Regions from separate parts of the Homo sapiens genome. Here regions 2 and 3 are each linked to region 1. A link is a loop called in an ENCODE intact Hi-C map of the cell type or tissue named here. Cell type or tissue: CD4-positive, alpha-beta T cell. All regions are shown on one strand.

Region 1 (8,000 bases):
AAGCATGGAAAGCATTTGTCCTGTGAAGCAAACTGCAGGGAAGAGCTCCTCAGTGGCCGGAAGGTCACTGCAAAGACCTGGTGAGAGTCAGCTGTCAATTATTTGCCAAGTCCAGAGCGAGCAGATGCTAAATTCCCAAGCCAGGGCCAGTCAAGCAAGAACTTTCCTGCTTCCCTGGCCTCTTCTCATTTGCAGGACTCCAGCTCTGAAAGAGGCAGGACTCATGGCTAGTAATCTGGGGAAGGAGGAGGAGAAATGTTAGCAGCTGACCACATACCCTTTCCCCAGTCTCCTTTGTCTTCACCTTTCAAGGATCCTGAGCTGGGATGGGGGAGAAGTTTCAACTTTAAAGCAAGAAGTTATGGGACTGAATAATTTAGTTACTAAATGCGTACTATGTGGTTTAAAGTGACCGGAAGATTGCTGATATTACTAAGTGTGACCAGAAAGTCATAGACTTGCTCTAAATTTCATCTGGGGCAGAGGAAGATCTGGCTTCCCCGGGCAGATGAAAAAGAACAGTGGGAAATCAAATAAATTTGCTTGTGAATACACTCCGTGAGTCTTGTTTGTTCAGCACAATGGCTAGCCACGTTTCCAATCCTGGGAGATTGACAAGTGCTCAGGGAAGACTGGTTTGTGGTTTTGAGTGGTCTCTGGGTCAGAATCCCAGACTTCACTGGAGAAGTGAAACCAACCATATAGATAGGCCAATTTCCACAGCCACAGTGGGGCTACAACCAAGAGGTCTCCATTGCTCCCCACCCGATTTAGAAACCCGTCCTGACCTGAGATTGACAATGGTGACAGCCACCTCTGTGCTCATTGCTGTAAGACCGTGGCAGCAGATGGCTATGGCTGCTATTGTTTGCCCATTGGGAATCCCAAACAAATCCACTAGCTATGCCCCTAGACACTGCCTGATGATGAATCTATTAAGAGATTGAATCCCTCTGGATGAATGGTTTGGATAATGGCTGTACATATTACAGTAAACAAAATGTTTTGGGAGACCTTCTTCACTTATTGTCTCTCAGCTCCAAACCTGCCCTTCTGTGCTTGCTTTGTGATGCTGGGCTAGGACTCTGCCAACCACAGTTTTGCTTTGCCAGCTGGCTCCACATTAGGCCCTTCCCACGGGAGGCCCCAGAGGGAACAGCATGGTGAGAGAGAAAGAAAGGCCTCCTTCCTTCCTGTCTGCTTCCTGTGGGTTTTCTGTACCTGTCAGTGTCACTCTAGTCTCACCTCTTCACCCTGGCAGTAGCAGCTCCTTCTTGGAGCAGCAGTTGAATGTAGTTTGCAGTTTTTCCAGCACTGACAGAACCAGCCTCATCATGCTCTTGTTCTCCCAGGAGATGTCGGGTCCTCAGGGCCCCTCTCCAGCTCAGAAATGCCAGCCCAGCCAAGCGGTGCCCCCTCCGTGGAGTCTGAGTCCCAAGTTTTCAAGTTTTAATAATTCCCACCCCTTCCTATTCTCAGTCCCAGGGGCAGGGGCTGCTTCCTGCAGTTTAGTATTTATTTTATAAATAAATAAAAATTATTTATTTATTTATTTTTTTCTTTTTTCCAAGACAGAGTCTTGCTCTGTCACCCAGGCTGGAGTGCAGTGGCGCGATCTTGGCTCACTGCAACCTCCACCTCCTGGGTTCAAGCAATTCTGCCTCAGCCTCCTGAGTAGCTGTGATTACAGGAGCCCCCCACTGCGCTAGGCTAATTTTTGTACTTTTAGTAGAGATGGGGTTTCACCATGTTGGCCAGGTTGGTTTCAAACTCCTGACCTCATGATCTGCCTGCCTCGGTCTCCCAAAATTCTGGGATTATAGGCGTGAGCCACCATACCTGGTCTTTTTTTTTTTGAGACAGAGTCTCGCTCTGTTGCCCAGGCTGGAGTGCAGTGGCGTATTCTTGGCTTACTGCAACCTCCACCTCCCAGGTTCAAGCGATTCTCCTGCCTCAGCCTCCCGGGTAGCTGGGACTACACGCGTGTGCCACCATGCCTAGCTACCTTTTGTATTTTTAGTAGTGATGAGGTTTCACCATGTTGACCAGGCTGGTCTTGAACTCCTGACCTCAGGTGATCTGCCTGCATTGGCCTCCCAAAGTGCTGGGATTACAGGTGTGAACCACTGCGCCCGGCCAACCTGCAGTTGCTTTTACTGTGACACCTTAGTGTCCTCTTTTAGTTATCTAGTTAACAACCTTTTTTTTTTTTTTTTTTTTTTGAGACAGGATCTCACTCTGTTACTCACACTGAGTGCTGTGGAACAATCATGGCTCACTGCAGCATCAACTTCCGGGGCTCAAGCAATTCTCCTGCCTCAGCTTCCGGAGTAGCTGGGACTACAGACACACACCACCACACCCTACTAATTTTTTATTATTTGTAGAGATGAAATCTCACTATGTTTTCCAGGCTGGTCTCAAACTCCAGGACTCTAGTGATCCTCTCTCATCGGTCACCCAAAGTGCTGGAATTAGAGGTGTGAACCACTGTGCTCGGCCCCAGTAATTCTTACATTACCTTCTCTGTTCAAATAACAGATGGTGTTTTCTGTCCCCTGAGTGAGACACATCTCAATGAAAAAAAAAATGGAGAATTACAGTATCCCAGAGGACTTGCTGGGGTAAAGAATTAGTGAGGCCTCTAGCGAGGAAAGACTGGAGTAGTTGCTTAACGTTTTTTTTAAATTATTTATTTATTTATTTACTTATGTATTCATTTATTTCGGGATAGGGTCTCACTTTGTTGCCCAGGCTGTAGTGCAGTGTTGTCAACCCTGCTCACTGCAGACTCAAGCAGTCCTTTCACCTCAGCCTCCCAAGTAGCTGAGACTACAGGCATGTGCCACCAAGCTCAGCTAATTTTTGTATTTTTTGCAGGGACAAGTTTTTGCCGTGTTGCCCAGGCTGGTCTCAATCTCCTGAGCTTAAGTGACCCTCCTACCTCAGCCACCCAAAGTGCTAGGATTACAGGCGTGAGCCACTGTGCCTGTCCCGGTTTTTGAATCACAGAGCCCTTGGAGAAAGAGATGGAACAAAGGACTTTCTCTCTAGGAAATGTAAATGTCTATCGGCACATTGCCTACCTGCAACCCTTGCACTCAGTTACTCAATTTTAAGCGTTGGTGGACCCCAAAGCCCAGGTACTGATTCTTGTGGTAGAATGTTGGCTAGGTTGAGTCTCCATGTTGGAGGAAATCTAGTGGGCTCTCAGAGGCTGTTGCCTAAACCTAGGAAAAGTCGAACAAAAGATCTGTCAGTCCGGGGTTGCCAAGGAGCTGTCCTAGATTTTCAGACTCCCTGAATTTGAGTTAAATATCCTGACTGTAGACCTGCCAACCACCCTGGACTTGTAATTGCTCTTGCATCTGAGGCCTTAACAATGTGTCATATTCAACAACAACTATTTTACTCATGGGGGCCCCGCCAACAAGAATGAGCCTTCTGAAGCAGAGCCCTGTTTTCTAGGCCATCCTCCCCCAGAGGCCCCTGGCTGGCCCCAGGAGGCCCCAACCTTCTCTCCCAGTCCTTCAGTGCCACGTAGAGTGTAGTCCTCCTGGACAGAAAGGCGCGTCGCCATCTCCTGGCCGGCACTATTACTGCACGTCCATTTTCTAGAAAATTCCTGGCATCTGGGTTCTATGTAAACGTAAGAACTTTTCCTTTACTGTGAGTTAGCAATCCGGATGTGTTTTGTGGAAGATTATGCCCTAAGCCCTTAGAAGGGAGGACACTGAGTTTGGGAAAAGTCACTACCTCTGGGCTTCATTTTTTGCCCTAAGGCAATGAGGTTATCCTGATGCTGAGGAATCTATGGCAAATTTTCCTTTCTCCCTCAAACTATCCTGTCAACCTTTTCATATTAGAAGGCAGAGAATGGAAAATACACATACACAGTAAGTACCTGCTACATATCTTTATAGAGCTGTCCTATGTATATTTGTTTTTTGGTTCCATGTTGATCTTTTCTTATTAATTATTTTTTGTAGATACAGGGTCACTATGTTGTCCAGGCTGGTCTCAAACTCCTGAGCTCAAGCAATCTTCCCGTCTCGGCCTCCCAAAGTGCTGGGATTACAGGCGTGAGCCACTGTGCCCAGCCTCCATCTTGATCTTTTAAGTTATTTAGACATTGCTCAAGATATAAGACTGATTTTTCTCTCTATTGATTGAAAAAGGCTTTACTGTTTTATTCATTTATTCCACAAAAGGATTTATTCAATCAACTCAAAAATTGTTATGCACCAGGCACTTTTGAAGTACTAGGGATACAGCAATAAGCAAAACAGACACAAGCCATTCCCTCATGGAGCTTCTTCCCTAGTGGAGGAGATAGGCAATAAATAAAATGTGCAGCGTGTTGGCTGAAAGAGGATGTGGGCCAAGAGAAGATTTTTTGTCTATCTGTTTTGTTTTTTAAGATAGGAGAAATTACAGCACATTTGTCTGCAGAGGGGAATGATCCAGGAAAGTGGGAGAAATGATGATGCACAAGAGAGGAGGGACCGGTGGAGAGATGCCTCGAGGAGGTGAGGGGAGGTGGCATCTAGTGCACAAGTGGAGTGGGTGATGCAAATATTTATCAAGCCCCTGGCAGGTGTCAGAACCAGGGCTATGTGCCGGAGATCCAGCAGTGAAGAAAATGGACAGTAGCCCTGCCTTCTTGTAGATTTCACCCTAATTAGGAAGATGGACAATAAAAAGCAAACTAGGCTGGGTGCAGTGACTCATGCCTATAATCTCGGCACTTTGGGAGGCCAAAGTGGGCAGATCGCTTGAGGCCAGGAGTTCAAGACCAGCCTGGCCAACATGGCGAAACCCCATCCCTACTAAAAATACAAAAATTAGCTGGGCATGGTGGTGTGTGCCTGTAATTCCAGCTACTTGGGAGGCTGAGGCCTGAGAATCACTTCAACCTGGGAGGCGGAGGTTGCAGTGAGCTGAGAATGCGCCACTGCCCTCCAGCCTGGGTGACAGAGCAAGACTCCATCTCAAACAAACAAACAAAAAAACAAACTAATAAATGAGGCATAGTACTCATGGCTTGGGGTATGTGCTATGACAGAAACACAATAGACATGGAAATCCTCTTCGAGAAGTGTCATTTAGACTGAGTTTTAAAGTATAACAAGGAGATGTCCATGTGCAGAGCCCGAGGAAAGAGGATTTCAAGCAGAAAGAATAACAAGTACAAGACCCTGGGCAGGAAGAGCTTGGCCCATTTGCGCACCTGATTGGAGGTGGGGCTGCTGGAGGGTAGTTAGCAAGGAGGGTGAAGCATGAGATGGGGTTACAGAGGTTGACCAGTAATAGATTTTAACAGTCAATAAATTTTATGAGCAAATTTGTAGATAACTCAAGGCTAGGAAGGACAGCTCGCACTGTTAAATGGCAAAATCAGAATTTAAAAAAAAAATTGCATTGATGGCATGTAACAAATCTCAATGTCAAATCTTGCATTTGGGCTCAAAAAACTCAGTTGCAAGAAAACAGTAAAAGGAAGATCAAATACACCACCAGTTGGTATGAAAAGTGTTCTGGGTTTTCCAGAAAGCAAAGCCTAAAACAGGCCTAAATTGCAAACTCTTTCCTGAGCAATGTGACTGAAGGAGCAGAAGTGAGAGAGTGGAGAGGCAAAGAGAAGAAAAAAGAACCAATACAGAGCTGTGGTGTTGAGGCAGCCTCGTCCGCAGGCTCCTGCTGGTCCAATCTCAGGGGCCCGTGGAGGAGCTCAAAAGGTGCCTCAGTGCCAACCAGAGAGCAAAGAGAGGGACTAGCATTTCTCCCTTGCTTCACACACCGCACACCAAAGGCTCTCTCCATGGGTGTCTCTCTCCCCCAAGTGTGAGTACGAAGCAGGCTACCGTGATGGTCCCACTTGCATTGTCACTCAGAGACTCAAAGGTAGAAAGCAAGGGAAGAGTGGGCCTGAGATGGTTCGTGGTCAACTGCACTTGTGGGAACTGGTAGGTGCCCCACAGAACTGGGCGCAGCTGGAATAAGAGACACGGAGACCCAAGCTCTGAAGTGATTCACGGTGGTGTCGCCTACATATAAGCTTAGGAATGACAATTTCCCTCTGCTTGGCATTTCATCTCGAAGTCTTTTTAGGCTTTCTGCGGAAACACGGGTGTGTAACTGAATCTCATTCTCAATGCTTGATATTTGGGCCTTAGAGGTAAAAAGGACCCCCAAAATACTATCCCAGAAGCCATAATAATTCCTTCTTTAAAATTTCTCAGGCCAGGCCCAGTGGCTCGCCCAGTGGTTCACCCAGTGGCTCACAGTATAATCCTAGCACTTCGGGAGGCTGAGGCAGGAGGATCACTTGAGCCCAGGAGTTGGAGAGCAGCCTGGGTAAGATAGTGAGACCTCATTTCTACAAAAAATTGAAGTTAGCTGAACGTGGTGGCACACTCCGGTAGTTTCAGCTACTCAGGAGTCTGAGGTGGTCGGATTGCTTGAGCCCGAAAGGTAAAGGTTGCAGTGAGCCAAGATCATTCCATTGCACTTCAGCCTGGGCAACAGAGCTAGACCCTGTCTCTAAATAAATAAATAAATAAATAAATAAATAAATAAATAAATAAAAATAAGGCCAGGCATAGTCACTCAGCCTGTAATCCCAGCACTTTGGGAGGCCAAGGGAGGTGGATCACTTGAGCTCAGGAATTTGAAACCAGCCTGGGCAACATGGTGAAACCCTGTCTCCACAAAAGATACAAAAACTAGCCAGGTGTGGTGGCACATGCCTGTGGTCCTAGCTACTTGGGAGGCTGAGGTGGGAGGACTGTTTGAGCCTGGGAGGCAGAGGTTGCAGTGAACTGAGATCGCACCACTGCCCTCCAGCCTGGGCGACAGAGCAAGACCCTGTCTCAAAAATGAAAAATAAAAAAAAAAAATAGAGCCAGAAGGAGGAAGGGGTGGTGGGAGCTGGGGTTGGGAGACAAAAATAAAAATAAATAAATACAATTTATCTAATTCAACAAAGGAATCTTTTTTAAATATTATCTAAGACTTCTGAATCTTTATCAAATGCTGCATTTGTATAAACTGTTTACTTCTGCTAAACTGGGGGCTATCGTGGTGGGAGAGAAATGAAGGGTTAGGGAAGCAATTCATCCCATTTATCCCAGGCCAGGTAAAGGCCTCAAATTTAAGATTTTGACTCATCTCCAAATGAAGTTATACGTAGAAGTCTCAGAGCCACAATAACAACAACATTGAAAGATGTTCTTCAAACAGCTCAAACTTGTGTCCTCATCCTCAGATCAAACTGCGTGTGGTCCCTTATAAATAAATATTTTCAAAAGTTCTATAATTGTCTTGCAAAATAACTCAGTGCCTTTGCTGTTCAAATGTATCAATTTATGAAATGTAAAGTTTCCAAAAATCACAATTTTTACAATTCTCTTTTGATAGTTCTCCTTTAAAAAAAAAAAATACAAGGAGCCTTGAGAAATGGACATGATCCGTGTATTTCTTGACCTCTGAGATACCATGGCTAATCCCAACCAACCTGCAGAAATACTGCTTCTGGAAGTTCCATTTGCCTCCATTCTGAGTGCTTATTAACCCTGAAACTTTTGTCAGCTCAGGAAAAAGCAAAAGGTAACTAGCTGGAGGGTAAGTGAGGAACGTTTGCTCCTTTTCCCAGCTCTGAAGGTGCTTGTAAATATCACTCAAGGTGCCCCGGTATTGCACTGGAGAGTGGCTTATTTTTCATCTCACAGTATCACAAAAGGTTAGGTGTCCCTTTGTGAAACTGTTGCTGTGTGGAGCCAGCACTATTAGATATGCCTTTGTTGAATCCCCAAAGAATTGTCTTTGGTCTGAGTTTCTTCAACCTATTTATTCTCTCTCTCTTTTTTTTTTTTTTTTTTTTTTTGAGATAGAGTCTTGCTCTGTTACCTAGGCTGGAGTGCAGTGGTGCAATCTCAGCTCACTGCAACCTCTGCCTCCTGGGTTCAAGTGATTCTCCTGCCTCAGCCTCCTGAGTAGCT
Region 2 (8,000 bases), 600 kb before region 1:
GTGGATGTCCGGTGTCTCAGCAGCCAGTGGGTTGCATGCCTGACATGTTATCTTCCGGCCGCCTCTGTTGCTGCTTCATAGTTTCTGATCTGCTTTGCCTGTTCCTTGTATTCTATGTTCAATCTTCCCTTTACCACAAGTTTTATCTTCTCCCAAAGAGGTGGGGGTCAGTGGGGGTCATCCTTTTCCCATTTCTATGGCAAAAATCCTGCTTGTGCAGTGAGAAAGTAGCTCCACCTCCAGGTCAGGCCCAGAGCATGTCTGACCAAGTGGAGCACCCACACCTCTGGACTCAGTGATTGGTTCACTTTGGGGGTGATGTGGGTGTCAGGGGAGGGAGGGGAATTTTCCTTCTGCTTTGTGGGAACTAAGAACCTTGCAAGCGCGAAGTTCCTCAGGTGGGGCGGGGTGCAACGTGGCAGATATTTACCATGTGCAGAGAAAGCCAGAGAGCCACCCTGGGAAGAAAACTAACACTGGGGAAGACAGACGGAGCAGAGGGTTGGAGAAAAAGTGGTGCAGGGGAGCGAAAAGTGGTTTCTTTCTACTCTTCTAGGTTCATCGGCTAGGCTATGAATTAAATTGACATAAGACAGCGTAACAGGAGAAAAGCCACGTTTAATTATATACATATGCATGGCAGTCCTGCAGAATAAACCTTGAAGACGGGCCAAGTGATTGAAGCTTATGCAGCATCCTGAGCTACAGAAAGGAATAGGGGCTTGGGGCTTTGGGGGGTGGTGGGGACACAAGTTATGGGAGCGTGAGGGGAGGAAATTTGTGCGAATAAAGGCTGTCTTGTTATGCAGATAAAAGTCTCTCCGGTAACAAATATTGTCTCAGGAGCAGAGGTGACAATCTGCCTGGGCTGGTGCCAACCTCTATTCTTCTTTCCTGTGAGCTGAGTTAATCTTCCCCAGTTGAGAAGATTCCCAGGAGGGGATTCATGACAATTGAGTTCCTTTCGGAGGATCCGTCTTTAGGCAGATAAAGGGGCTCAGAGAAAGTCTCTGCCTGCATCACTGTTTCCCAAGTCCCCTGACTTCAAAGTCATCAGCACACCACAGTGGCATATTTGGGGCTGGCATTTCCAGAACGCCTTCAGTGGGATCCTGAAGATATCGTCTGAGTGCTTGAATCAGGGAAACCTAAATTGAAGGCTTTCCTGAACATTTCTGTTCCTCAAGCCAATCCTTTATTTTTTATGCTTAAACTAATTGAAGACGGAATTTTGTCACTTGCAACTGCTGCCTCACTAATGTGTCTTCTGACCTAAATCTTGGAGTCATTTCTGTATTATTTAAGGTTCTTTCACTTGCAAGTAACAGCAACTCTATTCAAGTTAACTTATGCCAAAAAGGGGAGAGAATCCTAAGCTGCAAAGAAAGAATATGGGTGCAACTGGCCCTGGGGACGGTGGCACTGGGGCATTCTTTCTTAGGCAGCCACTCCTGCCTCTTCCCTTGGTCTGCACATCCTTAAAAGACTGCTTCCTTCGCTACCAGAGATCTGGACTTGCGCCCTTATAGACTCATGAAGAAAGCACAGTTTCGGGGAAGGACTCTGCCTTGCTTTGTGTCTGTCCCTGGACTCACCCCTGTGGCTGGGGAAGAGCAGCTGTGACTGGTCTCTTCTGGGTCACACATGCACCCAACAGGGAGGAAGGAGAGGTCTGTCGCCAGAAGAAGGTAAAGGAAAAAGTATAGGCAGTGGAAACAATACTCACCCCCAACTTCCTACCTCAGAGGTCCAGTGAAACTCCTCCCGAAAGCATCCCTGAAAAGCCCCATTCAGATTGCGGGCATCTGGTCATTTCATTCACCCGGCAATAAATCACCCTCGCAATTTGTGTCATTGAACTTTTTGGAGAATACTTTTGGAGTGTTAAAATAGGATTGACTTTCTATTGAAAGCTGTAAACATTTTTATTTGTAGCTTAATTTTTATCCTCGTGTTGTTTGACAGTTTCTCCTCAAGAGGGGAAGAAGCAGTAGGAGTCTGTTGGCAAAGCACTCCATATTGCTGAGCAGCAAGTAAACCAGCAAGCATGGCGCTTCCAGCTGCACACCGTCTCCTCTGAGACCCAGCTACAGCCATCCAACTGAATGACTTCTTGCCTTTTGGCCTTCAGAGTGCATGTGTGCCCGTGCGTGTGCACGGGTGTGCTTGGCATCATGTGTGCATCTCTAGACAATGAGGAGTGTGGAGGGACAGGTGAAGGATCAAGGCAGGAGGTACAGCCAACTCAAGAAATGAGGCAGGAGAACAATGCACAGTTCCCCTTCTCACTGTGCACGTTGACCTATTTGTCACAGGCTGAAAAGAGCTGGGAACATGGTGGAAGGCTCTTACTTGTAAATGTCGTTCAGACTTTTGAATGGATCTTTTAAGATCAGGAAATGGGATCCATAGTTTACAGGCTTTGTTAGCAGCCAATTTGTTCTACTTGATCCAGAGCATTTAGGCAACGCTACCAAAGAATCTCCTACCAATGAGTTGTGAGTGTTCTTGTCAATATTTTACACATTAACAAGGATCCTAGTTAGAATATGAAGTTAGACATGTTTCTTTCAAGGGAACACGTTACAATGACTGAGGGATAAATATAGATATATAGATATGTCTATATATTAAAGAAGGCAACATAGGACTAATTAAATATTATTTATAATCACTATATGATTTAATACATTAATCTATTAATAGTACCAAAATAAAATTTTAATCCTTCAAGTAATTTGCAATAATATTTAGTAATTGACAGCATTCCATGTAAAGCAGTAATTTTTTTAATGAATCATGTGTTAGTTAATTTAATAGGCCTTCTACCTTAAAAATAATTATGTTTGTAATTAAAACATTTCAATTAATTATAAGGGCTTCTTATGTGATTTAAGTCTATTAAAGACAATTTAATTACCAAACTTTGAATGTGTTATCATTCCAATCACAAAACGATTTTAAATACTTTTCTTAATATCCAGGTCTTTATATTAGTCATTTATTCCTGTTGATATAAAAAGCATCCTAATTTGGTCGTGATGACAGCTACTGATATCAAGAAATAGGGGGGTAATTTGAACAAATAATGGTGAACATGGTGGATAGTAGTCTGCATGCAGCCTTTCTGCGGGGCACACATGCAATAACTAAAGGTGGACACTAGAGGGAGGCAGACAGAGAGGGTGAGAAGGAAGAAAAAGTAGAGCTATACACGAGCTGGACTTGAATGAAGACTGTGTTTTGGTTTGACCCCTTTGATGCTCATTTTCTGGAGGCCATACCCAGAAACCTAATTAGAAATACGGTTCATGATTCACACACCATGAACTTACTTTATCCGGGAAGAGACCTGAGCAAGTCATGCTCACCTCTGAAGAAAGCAAGCTCATTGTAATTCTCCTTCTCCACACTGAATACCTGTGTAATACATTTCAGTTTTCAAAGTGATTTCATATACATTATCTTATTTTGGAGTCAATATGGTGTAGCAGAAAGAAAATTAGACTTGAGTCAGGGAATCTGAATTGTAGCCTGGTCTCTTTCACTACATGCCTGTGACCTTGGATGAGGTACTTAACCTGTCTGGCAGAAGCTTCCTCATAGGTAACATGCTGGTGTTAGAACAGATGATCTCTAAGGTCCCTTCAATTCCAAAACTCTGTGATTTTATGATGCAGCCCATATAAGAGAGACTGTGTGTGCATGTATGTGCACTTGGAATGTGTGTGCCTTGCCTTAAATGAGAATTATTTCAAATAAAACACTATTCTGGCTTCAGTGAAAGCATTTTCTCCTTCTGCCTTGGAGGGATAATGCAAACACAAGGGAAGTCCCAAGTAGTGAAACAGCCCCTCCGGGACCCAGCAAGTACCAAGATTGGGTTACAAAACTTAATGTGTATATGAAATGTTTCCATCAACTTATAAAATAAAAGTACAATAAAAGCAGTGGCTTTTTATTATTATTTAGATTTAAATCATCCCCTGCAGTGTTGAAAACCCAAGGGCAACCTTCCGAATTTAGCAGGATCTCAGAATGAAATGGAAATAGAATGTAGCAAGGGAAATAGATGCATTAGACATCATCGTCCTACCTAAGAGGAAATTCTTGTTCTTTGTTCCTTGTGTTTCTTTAAGCCCAGCAAACGGCACAAATGTTGAAAGCTTATTAGAATTTTAAAGACTTCTCAGCATACTGATAAATTCTAACTTTTAGAATCTCTGAATTATTTTTTGTCTGAACACTGGCTCTTCTATGTCATTTTCATTAAATGAACACACAGCAATTTTCATCCCCAGCCTTGAAGAAATTCTTTAACTTTCTTGCCTGGTTGTATTTAAGTGTCCTCAAATGTACTCCCTATTTCTCATCCATTTCGTTACCTCTCTGTTTCCAAGCTTCTGGCTCAGAGGGGAAAAAAAAAGCAGAGCCACACTCTAGGAGAACTAGGAATGTGCACCCGGAGTCCCACTCAGAGACAGGAGGGATTCAGTTTCACGGACTCTCAGGTCAGGGCTTGGGTAAGGGACCCAGGAGGCCCAGAAAGCCCGTACTAACAAATAACATTCCAGGGTTCCCAGAGTGGCGGTATGACCTGGCTAAGGTGAGCTCCAAAGGGCAGTTCACCAGATCAGCACAACCTCATCTGGAAAGCAGAGAAAACAGGCGAGGCTGTGAGGAGGGTACTTAGAATCTCAGATGCCATGGCTGCCCAAAGATTAAATGGAAAGCAACCATACTGAAAGAAGGGCTAGCAAGTAGAAACATGAGATGCATCAGAAAGCGCTTCGGTGAGATCCCTAGAGCTCCTTTCCCCCCAAGGAATTCCAACTTAAGGGGAATATTTCATTCAACAATATGTATTAAGCTCCTATTGGCACTGTTTTAAATACTAGAGCTACACCACTAGACAAGTCAGACAAAAACCTCTGCTCTTATGGAGCTTATGTCCCTGTGAGGAAAAAGAGCCTAAATGTATGAAATAAATACATGATTGGGTATGTTAGATACTGGTGGAAACTGCTGTGGAAAATATATAGTAAGGTAAAGAGGATAAGAAGGATTAGGGATCAGGGAAAATCTGTTTGCCCTCTAGGGTGGTCAGGGTGGGCCTGGCTAAAAATATGATGTTTCAGCAAAGATTTTTAAAGCGTGAGGGAGAGAGCCATGCAGATATGTAGGGAAGACGCATTCTAGCCAGAGGAGCAGCCAGCACATGGGCCCTGAGGGGGCCACAGTATGTGGGAAGACAGGAACGTAGCTGGAACAGAGGGAATGACAGGAGTCATACAAGAAGGCGAGGTCAGAGAAGTCATCATAGCCAAAATAGGCAGAGCATGTAATGCCATTGTGAGGACTTTGGGTTTTACTTTGAGTGAAATGGGGAACCATTGGAGGGTTTTGAGCAGAGGGTTTGAGCGCCATGACCTGATTTATACTTTAATCGGACCACTCCAGCACCTGTGTTGAGATTAGCCTGCAAGGGGCAAAGGGGGAAATAGAGAACACAGTTAGGAGGCCATCGCCATATTTACGTAGCGGCTGATGACAATGTGGACCAGGAATGGAGCAGTGGAGGTGATGAGAAGTGCTGGGAGCCCAAGTGAGATGTTGAAGGAAGCATCAGCAGGGCGTGCCGACGTGTCAGATACGGGTGTGAGAAAGAGGAATCAAGGATGACTGACCACCAGGTCACACAGTGGCCATCAGCTGAAATGGAGACAGCCGCAAGTCATGTGGGGGTTCTGGGAAAAGATCAGAGGTTTCCATTGGATGTGTCAAGTTTGAGAAATCCAGTGGACATCTAGTGAGGTTGCTGAGTAGATCCAGCCTGAAGATGGAACTTGGGAGTCCTCAGCAAATAGAAGGTAATCAAAACTGTGAGACCAGAAAAGATCACCAAGGTCTCCAGGGCAGTGGGTAGAGATGGACAAAAGAAGTAAGGACAGAGCTCTGCAGCACTGAGTGTTCAAATGTCTGGATTGCATGGGGACTGGATTTTGGTTAGGTCGGATTTAAGAAATTACTTAGGGACTCAAACTTGAAGAAGGTGCCTGGTGTGGTGAGAGGGAGGGCAGGTGTACCCGCAGCTGACTTTTCCCGGGGATCACTTCCCCCACCATCCTCCATTGCCGTGGCCCTTGTAAGTCTACATCCAGTAGACACTTTGACCCCAGGGGCATCCGAGTGTCTTCTATGTGCTTAGGCATCTCAAGCAAGCATCCAATCCTAAAAAGCCTGGATTGCTAAGTCTCTTTGTTTTCACTGGGCCTCCTATTGTTTCCAGTCAAAAGCATATAACTACTTCATGAATTTATGCAAAAGTAAATGCAGTATCCCCTGCCTAGGGCCTAGCCATGCCTGTTTATCTGCGCTGCTTCTGAGCTGCTGTTCATTGGGGCCAGTGCATCTGCCGCCTTGAGCTATAAACCTCCCTTGCTCCTGGCTCCTCCAATCCACGTTCCCTCCTTTATGGCTCTGTCCCCGGTGCTTTCCCTCCCTGCAGCACCTCCTTAGGATGGTCAGCCACAGTTCCCGCACACACTCACGGATTTCATATCCAGGGCGTCACTACCAGCCCGTAGCTGCCCTGCACCACCTGAGCAGCAGGCTGTGGGAAGGCGCCTAACCCACCCAGTCACCACAGCTGGTTTCTCACCGTGGCCCAGGAGCAGCAGGCTTAGCTGAGTCCATCCACCACCCTACCACACCATGTGGGCCCCACACCTGCCTTCTTTCTTGAGGAATGACTGATTTTCTTTAAAATTTACATGAGAAAAGACACAGGTTTGCATAGCACCTCCATGGTCAACTTCTCCTGGTATATCCTACACAAGGTGAGGGGTTTGAATTCGCCTGGTAAGCTCATACTGCACTGCATATAACTCAAGGTTAAGTGTGGCTTTCTCTCTGAAATGCCCTCCCAAATGGAGCACCTTCCTAAATCCCTCGTGTCAGTGTTGCAGCTCTGCCACGCCCCACTCTTGGAGGTGTCCTCTGTGCCACAGCAGGCCCCCAGAGCCCTTATGAGGTGAAGAGGGCTGCCTCCAGTCCCTTCTTGGCTAGAGCCACTGCAAGGTGGTTCAGAAGCACTGTGGTCCCTTCCCAGAGTACTTTCTGGCTACTGGACCTTTCCCAGGTCAAGCCCAGAGCATACTATAATCTCTGAGAGCAGCAGGCCATGAGAAAGCAGAATGACTATTACTTTAACTTAGAAAGGAGAGGCTTCCTAAGCTTGAGCCTTCAAACAAAGCTTCCTTTCCCCAGATCTCCATCTCTCTCCCCTTCTCAGTCTCTACCGTTTTCATGCAGCCCCTCTCCTTCAGGTGCCCCACCCAGCCCTCCTCTTTACAGTGGAAACTCCACCCCTTTCCACAAACACAGAGGAGGGGTGCTGTCCCCTCCCTTCCCACCTCCTCCGACTCCAGCATCTCATGTCCTCTGGCTGGTTCCCAAGTAGAGTGGGAAGATTTGGAAATGGAGGGAGTGTTGGGGACAGCCACAGTGACTGGGGCACACTATTGGCATTTAGTGCTGCAGGGCCAGGGATGCCAAACATCCAACAAGGGTTGAGACGGTCTTTTTCCAGCCAAAGCACCAACTAATCCCAGTAAGAATCACTCAGGCACCGAGAGTGAGAGCAGAGACAGAGCCCACACCCCAGCTTATTCCCACCAGCGAGCCTCACAGCTGATTTTCTCACTGCTTTGTCTAGGAATTAATGTTCATGTTTCTCCAACATGAACATTAATTTTCCTTATAGAAAATGCAGTCCAGTCTCCTATGAGGAAGCTTATTTCTCCTGATGGTGTGTCTTTGACCTTGCCCCTTAATGACAGTAAGGTCCAGCATCGCTGTGCTGGATGGCATCCTTATACCTCAGTAGGTGGGAGCACAGGTTCTGGAGTTGAACTGCCTGGGTTTGAGTCCTGACTCGGGTACTCTGAGTACCCGAGGAGGCTACTTGACTCAGTTTTTTCATCTGCAAAACGGGGAGA
Region 3 (8,000 bases), 850 kb before region 1:
GATAAGAGATTTTGAGGCTTGCAGTGGTTAATTAGCTTGTCTAAGTCCACATAGTCACATAGTTTATAAGTAGCAGAGTCAGAATTCAAGGTGGGGTTGCACATGGCAGTCTGGGCTCTCTCAGTCTCCGTCCACTGTGCTGCCTCTGTCACCATGAGGAATGGCCCCATTAGGGCCAGACTAAAGGGCAAGCTACCTGACCCTACCAGGCTCCAGCCACAAGTGACACACTCAAGGGGACCTCTATCTGAAAGGCCAGTGGCCAGGAATGAGATATTGGGGTGGGAGCAGAGGCTGTGGGCGGTGTTCTATGCAGCCCCTTGTCCTGGCTTTCCTCGGGGCCTGCCATAGCCTTGGTTGCTTTTCTCCTTCAGCGCTACTCAGGCTGCAGAGGGAGGCAGGAGCCACCATCTAGTCCCGGCTTGTTTGCCAATTTATTATCTTGCAAACAAATCCTGCCTTGTGGTATTGTTGCTGTAATGGGAAAGAAGTTCATCTATTTCCAATTCTGCAATGTGGGCAGACTTCTAAGGGGTCTGTTTTCAGTTCACATATTAATGTGCCTCCTGCCACAGCTCCAAATAGCTTCTGCTCCTACATGTGGGCCATTTTACTTGAAGGGATGGGGAGGGAGGAAGGAAGGGGAGTGGAGCAATATTTTGTTTGTGTATACTTCCAAATGGGACAAGGCTAAAGGGACCAAACCTTGTCCTGTCTTGAGACAATACCCAAAGGCACCTGGACAAGATAAAAATCCAAATCCTTTATCTGTGAAAATTCTTTGCTCCAACAGAGCTGAAAAGAAACATGCATTTGTGTGTGTGTGTGTGTGCGCTCATGCATGCAGGCATGCACGGTAAAGCTGTCAAGATCTCAGGTTACCCCTCCTTCAAACAGCATGTTACTTACTGTCGTCTCCGTGATCCTCATAGCTTCCTTTTTATCTGGGGACACCACAGGTCTTAGAAGGACCAAATCAAGGAGTGGGAGATCCTTCTGTATGCTCTTGAGGCCAGCCAGGGACACAGTTTTCAACATCTTGTTTTCCCCAAACAGCTCTAGACTGAGACACTGCCAGTTAGAAATTCTACATTACAAGGGTTTTGCTGACATTTAAAACCCCAAACCGTACGATGCCATGATATTATTTCTTGTTTAACAAACTGAAAAAAAACAAAACAAAGCATCTTCTCAGCCTTGGTGGGCAGAGCCAGGCAGAGCTGAGCTGTTGGGAGGCCAGGGAGTGAAATCCTGGAGGGGACCCAGGAGTTCTGCAGCCCCCACCCCACCCCACATCTGCTGCTCTGACCATGGCTCCTCTTGTGCCAGTGCCTAATGAGTTTTATTATTATTATTATTACGGAGACAGAGTTTCACTCTTGTTGCCCAGGCTAGAGTGTAATGGCAAGAACTCTGCCTCCCAGGTTCAAGCAATTCTCCTGCCTCAGCTTTCTGAGTAACTGGGATTACAGGCACCCACCACCACTCCTGGCTAACTTTTAAATTTTTAGTAAAGACGGGGTTTCACCGTGTTGGCCAGGCTGGTCTCAAACTCCTGACCTCAGGTGATCCACCCGTCTCGGCCTCCCAGAGTGCTGGGATCACAGGCGTGAGCTACCACGCCTGGGCCTAATGAGTTTAAGAAGTTAAAGTTCCAAACTAGAGAGGAAGATGTAAATGTCCTTAATTCTCTGTCCTGAAACATCATTCATTAAAACCCTAATGTTTTAATCTTTATTTTAGATTACGTTTTTTAATTTATCTCCTCCTTCCTCATATGGGAACCTAGTGACTTTCAATTACCACTATCTGAGAAGAGATGTGTTTGTGTTCTTAGCCAGGGGCTTAGATGTGTGCTTATTATTTGCAGAGTAGTTTTTGTGCTCTCCCAGATTTTTTCTCGCTTATGTGATGCTCCTTAAAATCTACCTTTTAATCTTGACAGTCTGGGACTCATTTGCGTTCAGGCTTCTGGGTCTTCAGACCCATGCATTGCCTGCCCCACCATGTATTATTCATAGACACACCTGTTCTTAAGAAGAAATCCAACAGAGATTAATTCATTTTTTTGAATTAATTCATTTTTTAAAAATTCATTGTAAGTGGGAAATCACAACTCTCATTTGTAAACCTGGTGCCCCCATCCACTCATGAGTTATTCTGGAAACATCCTTTGAAAGCCGTCTTCCCCAGCAAGCAGAGGGCTGCCTTTCTTTGCTTCAGAGGGAACCCAAGAGCCCTGCTGGTGGGCCTTTGCCAGGGCCATATCTCTGTAATCTCTGATGCCGCTCAGTTGCATTGTTTTTGCCTGGCAGGAATGGCTCAGTGGTGAGGATAAGGCTGCATCACTGGAACGCATTTCGTGTTGATATAAGAAATTTGCAGAATTTGGAAAATGGAGCAAATTGTATCCTATGAGAACCTTGCAAGGTTTGCATTATTATCGAAATTTCACCTTTGCTATTATTGATTAGTTTTGTTCCTAAACTTTATTTTTAATGCATTTGAAGTAGTCTTCTGGTTGAGGATTATTCCTAAATTTTTAATTGTTCCTTTAATGCGTATTTGTCTTTGAGCTTCTTAGTTATACTGGGACCCAAATAACACCTCTTCTTATGCTAGATTTTTCTCCCAGAATGAACCAGCTGCTGTTTTGATTCAGAGCAATGCAGCAAATAGGCATGGCATGTGAGGCAGGGAAACCCACAAAAGCTTTTGACAGAAAACTGACATTTCTTTCTTTCTTTTAGAGATGGAGTTTCCTCTGTGTTGCTTAGGCTGGTCTCCAACTCCTGACCACAAACAATCCTCCTGCCTCAGCCTCCCTTACCTGGCTGAAGTTGACAAAGGCGTTTATCACTTTGTAACATAGTTTAAATGGTTGAAAAGAATGGCCTCTGGGGTAGGAAAAATTCTTACATATTAGTCAACTGACTTTGGACAGGCTATTTAACATCTCTAAATCTAAGTAAACTCATCTGGGGGTGGGGTGGGGAGAGAGAAAGAGTAAAAGTTTAAATGAGATACTAGATTTTAATACTGACTGCTCTCATTGTGTTAGAAGTTATTACTGTTGAGTTTGTGAACCGAGATTTAAAAGTATGACATTGAATGGGATATGGTTACATATCCGACATGTGTAGATAGATGCACAGGATGGTTTGTGTTGAAGACAGCTGTCTCCAGGACAACCACATTGCCCTCTACTTAGCAGGTCCCCTGACAAATCACCTAAGGCAGCGTTTTACTCATAGCTCAATGATTCCTGGCTGTTGCAGATGCTTTAATAAGGAGGAAGAGAGATTTTTCTCCTTTTTAATATAAGAATAGCTTTTATTAATTTTAATTACACATATAATACATTAACACATTCTTTTTACTAAAAAAAAAATTACAGATAAGGCTGAAATCCCCTTTGACCACCAGCTCCAATCCTCATCTCTGCCCCAGAGGTAACTCTTGGTATCAGTGTTATACGTCCTGTGCATTTTTCCATGCTTTAAAGACCATAGTATCTATACCCATAGAAAAAATATTGTTTAATATGCCTGGGTGTTTTACATATAAGTTATCATAGGGTGTGTCAGTCTGCAGCTTGATTTTTGTTCACTCAACAATAGGTCTTGGGGATCTTTCCATGTCAGTACACATAGTATATATATTTTAAAACACTGCTATATATATATAATATATATTATTTATGTATTTTATATATATTAGATATTATATATAATATCTAATATATATAAATATTATATATAATATATAAATAATATATAATATATAAATAATATATATAAAATATATATATGATGAATGAATTATAGTTTATTTAACCAACCCCATTTTTATGCTAATTTCAGTTATTTCTGCACCTAACATTTGATATTTTGCAAACAAAGCTGCCACAAACTTGCTGGGCACATGGGTAAAGTGTTTTTCTGGGGTAGATATGGAGAAGTGGACTCACTGGATCAGAGTATGAATATTTTGCATTTTTTAGATATTGCCAAATTTCTCTGCAAAGTGATTATACCAGCTTATGATCCTACCTAGAGAGTAAAGAATATCTTTTCTCCCATGCCCTTTTTAATTTTTTCTAATTTAGCAGGTTAAAACAAAATCTCTCTCTGATGTTTGAATTTCTATTTTCCTGATTACTGGTAAGACAGAGTATTATTGTCATGCACTTATGGGCCACTTATATTTTCTTTTCTGTGAATTACAATTTTATATCTTTAGAATATTTTTCTGTTGGATTTTTGTTTGTTTTCTTTTCAATCTGTAGAGGTTCTTTATATAATCTAGATACTTATCCTTTGTTACAAGTATTTTCTCCTTTTGTCTTTTAATTTTGCTCATGTTGTCTTCTGTCACACAAAAGTTTTTGTTTTTGATGTAGTCAAATGTATCAGTTTTTTGTGTGTGTTTTGTTTCTCGTGTCGTTTAGAAATCTTTTTCCACATCAAATCATAAAAAATCCTCCCACCTCCTACTCAAATTTTTTTCGTCTAAGACCTTAATGAGAGAAGCTTTCTAGGTAAGTCAGTCCCTACCTATGTTGCAGGTGTATCTGCAACCAGGTAGAAGGAGTGAAGGTCCCTTTCTCTGGAACCCGGCAGGACCCCTCAGGGAGGATGGAGCAGTCCCAATAGTTTCCAGCAGAGGGCAGTGTCTGAGCGGGTCTTCCTCTACTGGGACCCTGAGGGTTCCCTGCCTCACCAAAGGGAACAGGTAACTACTCTGAAATTAGCAGGTCTTGGGGAGGGGAGCATGTATCTGGTCACGGAAAAGACCAGGAGCAAAGTCTGTTTCTGCGTGTGTTCCACAGTGGTGTGGGAAACCACGGGGAAAGTGTGCTGTTGGACTCTTTTATCTGCATATGGAAAGAGAGAAGACTGGAGTGAGCCAGGATCATAGCCGGCTTTCTCCAAGGGAAGCTTCGAGGCCGGCTTCAATCTGGTCAGCACACCTGAGATAAAAGCTTAGGTTTTACAGAGAACACGTTATTTACCAGACAAACAACAGGCAAGATGGAAACATGCAATCCCCAAGCTTATTCTTTTGATTTCATCAATAATTCAAGCCCTGTCTCCTTTGGTGGAGGAGTGGGGAGAGGAGGAAGAACAAAAGAGCCCCGTGGCCAGAGGCACAGCTGACTTCAGAGGGGAAACCGAGGAAACAACAGACAGCTCTGTTCAGCACAGTTCCCTCCCCACCTCACCCCAGGCACATCCCGGGCTAGCAGCTCTGTCTTCCGTTGGTTGTTTAATACTAGCAACATGCGCTATACTGTATCATTATGAAACCAAGACTGCCTTGGCAGTGAAACTCACAGACCCATATAAATATATTAATCTGCCTAGATTTGCAAATCTGAACCAGTTTCTTGGCCCACCCATGTGCTGGGTTTTCTCTGCTTGCCCCCATGTGTCCACTTTGCACCTTTCTCTGAACTTGCTCTGTGCCCGGGAGGCTGCCTGTGGGGTGAGTCAGTGCGCTCCAGGCTCATCAGTTTCTGCTTTGGGTGGACCAATGGGAGACACCTGTGGTTGAGGTCTGGGAATTTGCCTTCCAGGATCTCTCCTGGTTGAACTGTAGTTGGCAGTGGATCCATTCTTCTGCAGATTCAAGGCAGCTTCCTGCCACACTTGGACAAACAACCACCCACTCTCTCCTCTTTTCATTTCATGCCTTGGGGTGTTGGTGGTTTCTGGATAGTTTGTGCTTCACTATCCCTCACTGGCTTCCCTTTTCCCTGCTCACAGCCTTAGAAATAGTTCCTTCATTCATTTCTCTTCAACCTTCTCTTCTGAGTGTACTGTTTGATTCCTGCCCGAACCCTGAAGAAAACAGAAACCTAAATCTGTCTTAATTCTTCATCCTGAAACAGATCAAGCATACAATTAAAATTTTACTGTAGTTTTGGATTCTCTTTTCCACACAATCTCCAAGCCCAGGGTGGCTGCTGCCCTCGCACCTTTCCAAAAGACGGCACAAGAAGTCATTGCAAACCTGCCTGAAAGACTCCTCCGGCTGCATTCCTTTTCTACAATTCTCTAGTGTTGATTTATCAAAGACCCCTTTCCTCAGGCTCACAAAAATGTCCCATTGCTATAAATACTCTTCAATCCAGTTCTAAACTTTAAAGGCAAACAACCTGGAAGATGAAAGGATCATAGGAACCAATTTGGATGCCTGGAGGTTTGACTAATTCATTAAGGGATGGTTGCAGAAAGTTACTGGATATGTAAACTGCATTTATATGCAGCTCTCCTCTTCAGGGACAGGATTGTTGTTCTGTAAGCCAAATAGTTGCAATAAGCTGGCATTCCAAGTAGATGAGGCCACTTAGTGTTCATCTCTCCACAAGGCATACATTGAGTAAGTGAACTGGGTCCCCCAAGTCCCGCTTCCCTTCTCCTACCACCTACTGGTGAAGATGTAAATGAACAAAGCCCAGAGATTGCAATAGGAGGAACAAACCCTAATTAACACATTGGATAACGCAAATAACTGAGAGCTGTTTGGACACCTACTTTAATTAACTGCTAAGTGAGTCTTACTCCCTGCAGACTGTCCTAGTTTTCATCATGTGTTCTTTCTGGGTGCATCTCTTCTACATCTGTAGCTAAGTGACTGCCTCTCTTCCTGTCCAGCTCTCACTCCATTTTCAGCCCAGCCTAGTGACTAAGAGATTCCCTGGACACCTTACCAATGTCCAATCCATATCCAAAGCCTAAGGATGTCATCCAAGTCTCTCCTTGATCTGCACTCCTCTGCTCACCTCTACCACCAGCACTTGGTCCTAGGCCCCTGGACAACTGCAACAGCTTCATAGTTGCTTATACTCCTGAATCAGCACTTCCCTCTCCATGGCACAGCCAGAGTAAGCTTTACAACATGGAAATCTGTCCCTGATACTCTCCTACTTAAAATCCTTTGAAGGCTCCTCATCACTTTTAGGATAAACACTCAAAGCTTTACAAACCTGTGGCCTAGTCCTGCCCACCACTTCTGTGCCCATCTGATGCCACCTCCCTCTGTCATGACCTGAGTCTCTTTATGGTGCTTTTCTCTGATCCTTAAACTTGCCATGCTCTGTCTCAGCTCATGTCCTTTTTCTTTGCCTGTGATGCTCTCCTTACCACCATGAACACTTGCCTTTGCCTAGTTAACTCCTGTGCATTCTTCAGAACCCAAACTCCAACAGTCTCCTTCCTTAAAGGAGCCTTCACTGACCTGAGACTAAGCCAGGTTCCCTGTCACACAATCCCCCAACATGGCCACATGTTGTGGTGACTATATACTTAAAAAATTGAGGCTTATCTCCTCCACTAGAATGTACACTCCTTGAAGTTGGGAGTCGTGTCTTTGTGCACCTGGCGTTGTGTCTGGCATCTAGGCCTGTCTCAGCAAAGACTTGTTGAATGAATGGATGGACACTATTGTGCTCTTTCTTTTAATATCAGCGGGTGGTGAGGGCACCACCACAGACTGAAGAAACGGAGGTCCTCAGTCTGGAGAGATGTAGGTGTGGTACTGATCAGAGTGGGAGGTGGACTGTGTTGTTGTCTGACAGCTGACAATTCTCGGATTTTGTGGACTAGGAGGGTATCCACACGTTCTTGCCTCTTCTGTCTGTGTAGATACTCTCTCCCATCTGGCTCTATCTTGTGCCAGTGTTGTGTACATGCCCACCCACACCCCCAGCCTGTGACCTGGGAGAGCCCCACCAAAGCCCCCCTTCCTTGTGGCTTCATGCCCTTGTTTATTCTTGGGCTGGGAAACCTGAGTCTTCCATTCCCAGGCCTGCTTCTGATCATATACAATGCAGTACTAAAAAGCCAGTTGGTCTCCTGGAACTTCTTTCTTCCCATTAGTTGTTGGCAATGCAAATGAAGGATTAAATCACAAGCAAGACAGACTTTTTGTTCAGAAGCTTGAGTTTTAAGAACCGTCCCCAGGGAAATCAAATGGAAGGGGGAAAACCAAGTATA

Evidence for each region. Peaks named below come from ENCODE experiments on the same cell type or tissue, not always from the same donor. Only the 100,000 strongest peaks of a DNase experiment are listed, where the experiment ranks them.
Region 2: it touches region 1 in a loop (4-fold over the local background); 26 of 110 quality-filtered maps call a loop at or near these places.
Region 3: a loop joins it to region 1, with 17 times the contacts of the local background. A loop is called at or near these places in 9 of 110 quality-filtered maps.

Annotation. Positions count from the first base shown.
Region 1 is chr14:65,218,115-65,226,114 of GRCh38, reverse strand. LINC02324 (long intergenic non-protein coding RNA 2324) reads left to right here and starts at 3,768. Exons shown (of 4, transcript NR_103769.1): 1 at 3,768-3,896; 2 at 7,420-7,608. RefSeq lists enhancers at 1-390, 391-1,271, 3,296-3,435 and a silencer at 370-664. In CD4-positive, alpha-beta T cell, a CTCF peak has its summit at 3,562 (motif pointing left); DNase peaks (open chromatin) are centred at 2,274 and 3,554.
Region 2 is chr14:65,820,054-65,828,053 of GRCh38, reverse strand. No RefSeq gene overlaps it. Among named protein-coding and RNA genes, the nearest start is that of LINC02290, 290 kb to the left of the region's middle. In CD4-positive, alpha-beta T cell, CTCF peaks have their summits at 2,964 and 3,170 (motif pointing right); a DNase peak (open chromatin) is centred at 3,163.
Region 3 is chr14:66,067,583-66,075,582 of GRCh38, reverse strand. No RefSeq gene overlaps it. Among named protein-coding and RNA genes, the nearest start is that of LINC02290, 40 kb to the left of the region's middle. In CD4-positive, alpha-beta T cell, CTCF peaks have their summits at 4,458 and 4,660 (motif pointing right); a DNase peak (open chromatin) is centred at 4,672.